Regions from separate parts of the Homo sapiens genome. Here region 1 is linked to region 2. A link is a loop called in an ENCODE intact Hi-C map of the cell type or tissue named here. Cell type or tissue: heart right ventricle. All regions are shown on one strand.

Region 1 (4,000 bases), 110 kb after region 2:
AGGCACCAAATAGGGATCAAGTTCAAGTGATCAGAAACACAAAGGTCGAAGTCAATAGAAGGTGATAAAATGTTAGCACTGGTTATTTCCTGGGTAGTGGCTATTATCTTCTTTATATCTCTCTCCATTTTACAGCTTGTCTGCAATAAGCATGGATTAGTTTTATAAGAAGAAAACAAATTATTAGGACACTAACCGGCCAGGCATGGTGGCTCACGCCTGTAAACCCAGCACTCTGGGAGGCCAAGGCAGATGGATCACCTGAGGTCGGGAGTTTGAGACCAGCCTGGCCAACATGGTGAAGCCTCGTCACTATTAAAAATGCAAAAATTAGCTGGGTATGGTGGCAGGCACCTGTAACCCCAGCTACTCAGGAGGCTGAGGCAGAAAAATCACTTGAACCTGGGAGGTGGAGGTTGCAGTGAGCCAAGATTGCACCATTGCACTCTAGCCTGGGTGACAAAAGCGAAATTCCATCTCAGGAAAAAAAAAAAAAAAAAAAAAAGACACTAACCATAAAAATGAAAGTGTTTAAAAAGAGAGAGAGGGCCAGGCGCGGTGGCTCTCACCTGTAATCCCAGCACTTTGGGAGGCAAAGAAGGGCAGATCACGAGGTCAGGAGATCGAAACCATCCTGGCTAACACAGTGAAACCCCTTCTCTACTAAAAATACAAAAAATTAGCCAGGTTTGGTGGCAGGCACCTATAGTCCCAGCTACTTGGGAGGCAGGGGCAGGAGAATGGCTTGAACCTGGGAGGCGGAGCTTGCAGTGACCCAAGATCGTGCCACTGCACTCCAGCCTGGGCGACAGAGTGAGACTCTGTCTCAGAAAAAAAAAAAAAAAAAAAAAAAAGAGAGAGAGAGATTGTCTAATGCAGCCTGGGTCTGGAGAATGCAGAGAAAACGCCAGGACTGGCACTGGGAAGTTCAAGTTCATCTTGCTGTTACTTTTCAGTGTGATCCTGGCTCAGAGCACAGGACCTGGAGTCAGAGATGGTGAAGTTCAAATCCTGAATCTTCTACCTTTTGTTTGTGATTTTGAACAAGTCACTTAACCTCTCTAAGAAGTAGTGTGCTGGTAAACATGGAACAACCAGCTGTGGAGGGAGGAAATGCGATTTGTAGCACTTGCCAATTTCCACAGATGCAAATGCTCCCACTGTGGCCAGTTTCAAGCTGCTAACCTGTGGTCAACCCAGATCACAAAATTCCTAACAGTTTAACTATTGGCTCACTCAAGCTGGTACAAACCAGCCCAGCAGACCACCATCTCTGAGTCTCAGTTAACATTACCTGAGTAACTACTCATAGGTTGATTATGAGATTTGCATAACACCAAGCATGTAAAATGCTTAGCAGAGTCCCAGGCTCAAGAAGAGCATTTCAATGTGCAGAATATCATAGAGAGAGGAATCTGCTTATGTACCCGTAAACTACCTTTGGAAAAATACATGACAAATTGGTAACAGAATTGTCTCTGAAGAGGAGAGCTGGAAGGCTGGAAGCACATCAGAGGCAGTATTTTCACTGTTTGCCTTCAATACCTCTTAATTTAGAACCACAAATATGTACTTTGTATTCTAAAAAGAAATAAAATTAAAATTATTGTGTAAATCATAGCAAGAATACAGTGATTTTTCTTCATAAGGCTGGCAGTGCTAACTGACCAGCATGCTCCCCTGCTGAGACTCACAAGAACTACACAAAGGGCCTCAGTATATATTAAAACACAAGAAGCTCCCACCTGGGGCATGAAAAAAATTCAATTAGTAGGTTTATGTGAAAGAGATCATAACAGATGACACACCTCCAGTTTTTATGTTGGACTTTAGCTGACCGAGTTAATGTCAAATGTTAACCCCTCTTTGCACAGGGACTACAACATTTGTAGATGGTACAGTAACAATAATAGTGTCACAAGCCTTCTTGATTTACTGCAAAACCAATATTATAACCATAGAAATGAAATGACAAAAAATAGTTCTCTATAATCCCTCTTACTTTTTTTCATTAACCATCCCTTTCTTTTCCTTTCTGTTCCCAGGTCTCCAAACCCTTCCTAGCTTGACTGCTAGACCTTAGCATCCATTCCCCTCCTTCTGAAGGTTCCGTCACCTTTCTGTACTTAGGACAATTGGTGGGGAGTGGAGGGGTGGGGAGTGGAGGGTTGGGAAGAGGAGGTGGCAATTACATGAGCTTTCACAGCAGCCTGCCTCTCCTGCGGTTGTAGGGTCCCAGGTGTCTCTTTGGCTGCAGTTGGCTCCAACACACTGGCCTCAGAGGGAAAGGAGAGGTGAGCCTTCTCTTTAGTCCTGAATCCTCAAAGTGGATTCAGGACTAATAGATTCAGGACTAATTCCTTTAATTCCCCACAGCAGTATTAGGACCTGGCTCCAACTATTAACAAGATTGTATGTAAAGTCCAGGAAGAACAGACGGAAACTATAACACAGAAAAAAACCTTCCTCTAGACCTAGTATGAGGCCCAGATACTGCTTCTGGGAAACTCTAAGATACCTCCCAACCTGATCTCAACTGAGAGTGTAGTCAAACACATCTCCTTTTCTTATAGTCCAGATCTCACAGCCATGTCTCCAAGGGAGAAAAGATGTTTTCCCTCAGCCCAGGCCATAATCTTTATTCCTAGGGGATCCATCCCTTACCAGGATGATCAACAGCACTGATACCCTTTCCATCCCAATGCAAACTCTGCCCTCACCCACAACCCAGAATCTGTGCACTTCTCCAAGTCTGGATCACCAGATCTCAAATCAGACATCAACAGTCCAGTCCAGTCCTGGTGTCTGATTTGAGATCTGCTGATCCAGACTTTGAGAAGTGCACTGATTCTGGGTTGTGGGTGAGGGTGGGGTTTGTGTTGGGATGGCATGGGTATCAACTACTCCCAGCCCAGTCTGATTCTCCCAGCATGAAAAGAAGACCCTATCTTCATATTCTCCTTGCAGTCACCTTCCCTGGGAGGCAACAGTTCAAATAATAATCCCCAGGCCACCCCAGATACAGGTAACCAGAGTTAGGGCACAGTGCTGTCTTAGCTCACAAGGATATGAGAAACCGAAGAAGATTTGCTTCATATATAGGCAAAAATGTACATGACCACACAGAACTTTTGGTTTCTCACCTGTGATTTTGCAAGCCTTCCAAATAACAGCTGGGCTCTTGCTTTACCTATGGCTAGCATTAAGACAACTCAGTGATTTTTCTAGAATAAAGAAGCAGTCTGACCCAGTGAAGTTAGGAAAGCTGACTTTCTTATGTGACAGAAAACCTTTGCAGCTTTTAAATGACAGGTTATTTTTTTCAAGCTTCCACTCGTAAATGTTTCAACATCTTCAGAAACATTTTCAAGCTAGGTCATCCTTTTTCATGCATATAATTATTACAGGCCTATGATCATGTTGTAGATAAAATATTATATTTGACCTTTCTTTACTTAATATGATGCATATGTATTTTCATGTCTCATCAATGTGGTTTAGAATTAGAATGGTGATTTGAGTGTTGTAATAATAAAGATATCAAATAAGAAGAAAGCTGACTCTTCAAGTGGAAAGGGTGAGAGTCAGAGCAACCTTAGGCAAAATCTGTAAATATATCATTTATTTTTAGAGTTTGCCTCCTCCCTTCAGAAACCTCCCTATGAACAGGAACCTATATCCGCAGCATTTGGCACGGTTCCTAGAGCAAAGCAGATACTCCATGTGTTCTTGTTGGATAAATGAGCAATTGAATAAAGAAGTGAATGAACAGTATTCCCTCTGTGACAACCACGTTCTTCTCTGACCTGCATTCACTGCAGCATCTCATGCCATGTAGCTTTCTAAGCACCCCTCCACCCTCACTATATTTCTGCAACAGGCTGATATGTGTGTATCCCCCCCAAAATTCACACAATGAAATCCTAACCCCCAATGTGATGGTATTAGAAAGTGGAACCTTTGGGGGAATGGGGGGCAGTAAGTAGATGATTAGGGTGAA
Region 2 (4,000 bases):
GTGGCCTTTACAGTTCCAATATTTAGACTGTACCCCAAAACAACTGTATAAGGATCCTAGGGGTGGAACTCTGGCATCCACATTTTTCTTAATATGGTAAAATACATACAACATAAAATTCGGCATTTTAACCATTTTGAATATATAATTCTGTAAATTAAATACATTCATATTGTGCAACCATCACCACCATGCATCTTCAGAAGTTTTTTTCATGATTCCGAATATAAACTCTGCACCCATTAAACAATAGCTCCCCATTCTTCCCTACCCCCGCCTCTGGTAACCACTGTTCTATTTTCTGTCCATAAATTTGTCCATTCTAGGTAGCTCACATAAGTGGAATCACACAATATTTGTCTTCTTGTTGTCTAGTTTATTTCACTTAGCATAATATTTTTAATGTTCATCCATGGTATAGCATGTGTCAGTATTTTCTTCCTCTTTAATGAATAAAATTCCATTGTAGGTATATACTACATTTTGTTTATCCATTCATCCTTCTATGGACATTTGAGTTATTTATTCTTTTTGGCTGTTGTAAATAGTACTGCTATAAACATAGAAGAACATGATTCTATTAGAGTCCCTGCTTTCAATTCTTTGGGGTGTATACTTAGCAATGGAATTGCTGGATCATGTTGTAATTATGTTCAATAACATTCATATTTTTAAAGCGCCCCGCCCCCGGGTGATTCTATTGTGCAGACAAGGCTGTGGACTTCTGTATTAGAACTTGTAAACTCTGAAGAATCTACACTTTCTCGTTTCCATGCGTGTGTGGCAGGGAACAAATGAACATCTTAGTTAATTCAGCCATAAAATAGGAGTTTAAAAACAGTTTTGAGAATACATAGAATGTCTTTCTGCCATCTTCCTCAAGCCTCTGAAAACAATCCTCTGCAGTCCTTTATTGGATGCTTCCATCAACCTTTCAGAAGAACTACCCTCAAAGAATATTTCAAATTTCATTATATATACTCCTTTAAAATTTTAACTCAATCTGTAGAATTTTATAAAAATGCACTGGATTAGAAAATGACACAAAAATAATATCCACTGGTTTTCTTTTATAATATCATGCAACTAAAGTGACACATTTTGCAGTAGTACAGTTATTAAAATGCAGCCCTGTGCCGGTATGAATGTCACTTATATTTAAAAGGAAAGTAATTTTACATGATTTGCTCTCTTATCTTTTGTCCTAGCAATACAGAGAGATTTGTGGATTCAGTGACTTCATCAGATGGTCTTATTACCTCTACCATACTACTTTAAATTAAGACTGGAAGCTTTTAGAATCCTTCTTCCCAAGGGAATTTATGAAATGTCAAAATGGTCACATCAGCCACTTGGGGCTGGCCTGGGAATAAAGACTTAATTTGGCCATGGGAATAGAAGAGGGATATTTCCTTGAACTTCTTTCGCCCTCCTGGTCTTTCTCCTATGAAAACATTCCATTGTGCTGTATCATTGTCCAAACAGAAACACAAGCAGCTGAACTCAATTTATCAGGGAGCTCATTTAGGTATCATCTAGGGATAGGAAACCCAACTTCAGTGACTTGAACACTGAAGGGAGGTTATGAATTCATGTAATCAGGAGGAAGAAGGGTAGGCTTCAGATGAAGTGAGATCCAGAGGTTAAATATTCCCATAGTATGCACTTTCCCTCTGTTGGATATCCTATAGTGATGTCTTCATCCTAAAGTGGCTGCCCAGCAGGTCCACACTCTCCCCTTATGTGACCAAAAGACCTGCTATAGTTCTGTATTTTCCCTCTTTACACCACACTGCCCACAGGGAGTCATGAGGGTCCCCTCCTTGATTGGGAGGCACCAATCCCTCCCAAATCAGGTGACTGAGAATGGGAACAGCATGTTCTCCCATAGGAAACTCAGCATTCTCTTACCAAGAAAAGAGAGCAATCGATTCTGGGCAGCAAACAGCATGTGTCTACGATGCCAGGTGTGTTCTGTCCAATGCAGAGCACAGCATGACTCTTAACCTCCCTTGTTCCCAACAATGCTGTCCAACGGAACTTTTTGCAATCACAGAAATGTTCTCTATCTATGCTGTCCAGTGCAACAGCTACCTAACTATGTGTGACTGACTATTCAGTACCTGACATGTGGCTAATGCAACTGAAGCACTTTATTTTTGAGCTGTTTTAAAAAGTAAATTTAATTTAAATAGCCACATATGGCTAGGGGCTGCCATATTGTGCAGTGCAGTTCTAGAAACCGATACTCCATTAAAGTAACAGAAGATCACATTCGTTTCTCTGGGAAGCACATAATATTTATGGCATATAATGGAGCATATTATCAATAAGCTTTCATATCTTTTTTCTGTTTATGAGGCTACTGTATCATACCTTTGTCATTCTGTATACTTGCAATTAATTATTTAGACTTAACTACAAAATTTTACATTTATTTCAGGTTAAGTTTTCAGAGGATCCCCATCCTTAAAGATATTTCTTATCCTGAATTTTAAAAATTCATAATATTACTTGCTCTACCAATCCTATGTTGGTCTCTATCATGAAGGGAATCTAGCCTATAGCAGAGATTTTTTTTAACCTGTAGATTATGAATGGCTTCTAAGAGGACATGAAACTACTGAAGATTTTTGTGTGCTTCTACTATGCTGTTTTTGTTCCCTCCAAGGGAAATTTAAGTTCATTAAGTTTTCAAAGATTAAAATCAGTCATCAATAATTTGCACCTTTGCACAAATTATTAAAGCATGGCAGAAATCTATGACCTGCTGTTAAAAATGGCCATCCAGGTAAACAGGTAAACACCAGTGTTTAAACTACAGGCTCTGTCTCTGGTCCCTGACTGTTGCTCACCATGTGGCAGAGCCACAAAAATCAGAAACTTACACATGTTGGTCTCTTTCTTTAAGTTTTGACTTCTTCCCCAAATTTGCTAACTATTGTTCACGCTCTAGAGCCCTTGGGTAGTTTTTGTATTTTGTCTACAGTTTATAGTTGTTATGTGTGAGAGTGTCCTTCTTATTACATTATGCGTAACATTTATTTAACCAGATCTCTATTACCGACCATTTAGAATCTGACTAACATTTTTTTCCAGTCCAATCATTTCTGAAATGAACATCCTTATTTGTGCCTCTTGAGCAAGAATGCAACTAAAAATTGAGAAGTGGAGATGTGGCTTATGGAGTAAGCACATTAAGATTATAAAACATGTGGCAGAAGGTCCGGAAACAAATAATTTCATCATAAATAATATCATCATATGAATTAACTATTTGGTATGAATTAATATACATAATAGAAGTCCAACATTTATTCATTGTATGAAATGTACCAAAATGCTTTCAGACAGGGTGGCCGCCCTGTAGTTACCACCAACATGCTTTCCAAAGTGCCTGAGTGCTGCCAATGCCCTGGTATATACAGCTAAAGGAACTTTGAATTTTTTTCCTCTGGAACATTTGAAGAAGAGGCATTTCTATCCATTTGTAGTGAATTTTACATGACTATCAAAAGCCACAAGGCCAGAGAAAGTAGAAGTAATTGGGCAATCCAAAGCACTTATTTATCCTTGATATTCTTGCTTACATCTTAAAACTGGGCTCAGGACCATAGGGACCATCCCCGAATGCTTTGCCTTGTCTCATGCTGTGAGGCCATCAGGGAAACATTGTATTTGTACAATCCCGGAGCCACAAAGTTTGCAAAAGTGCACACTGTGAGGACAGGATGATGAAAAGGAAGCTTCTCTCAACTGTCCACCCCTAATGTAGGCCAGCCCCACTCTCAACAAACAGCAGCCTTCCCAAAGAGCAAACGTTAAGGATTATTAAACCTTCATTTCTTAATTTCCATTTTGATTCAAAAATCGCAGGAGACTATGATCTTACTTTATGATTCTTTCCCTATGCAGTTGGAATTGGTGATCTGACATTTATAAGCTGGGAAAGGTAGGGTTTTTCTTTATGGCATTAAATATTCTCTTTCATGATGGTATT

What was found. Peaks named below come from ENCODE experiments on the same cell type or tissue, not always from the same donor. Only the 100,000 strongest peaks of a DNase experiment are listed, where the experiment ranks them.
Region 1: a loop joins it to region 2, with 2.2 times the contacts of the local background. A loop is called at or near these places in 1 of 110 quality-filtered maps.

Annotation. Positions count from the first base shown.
Region 1 is chr5:158,303,187-158,307,186 of GRCh38, reverse strand. No RefSeq gene overlaps it. Among named protein-coding and RNA genes, the nearest start is that of LINC02227, 100 kb to the left of the region's middle. In heart right ventricle, no CTCF peak of the experiment used is centred here; no DNase peak of the experiment used is centred here.
Region 2 is chr5:158,412,410-158,416,409 of GRCh38, reverse strand. No RefSeq gene overlaps it. Among named protein-coding and RNA genes, the nearest start is that of LINC02227, 4.6 kb to the right of the region's middle. In heart right ventricle, no CTCF peak of the experiment used is centred here; a DNase peak (open chromatin) is centred at 1,929; H3K27ac peaks cover 1,672 bases.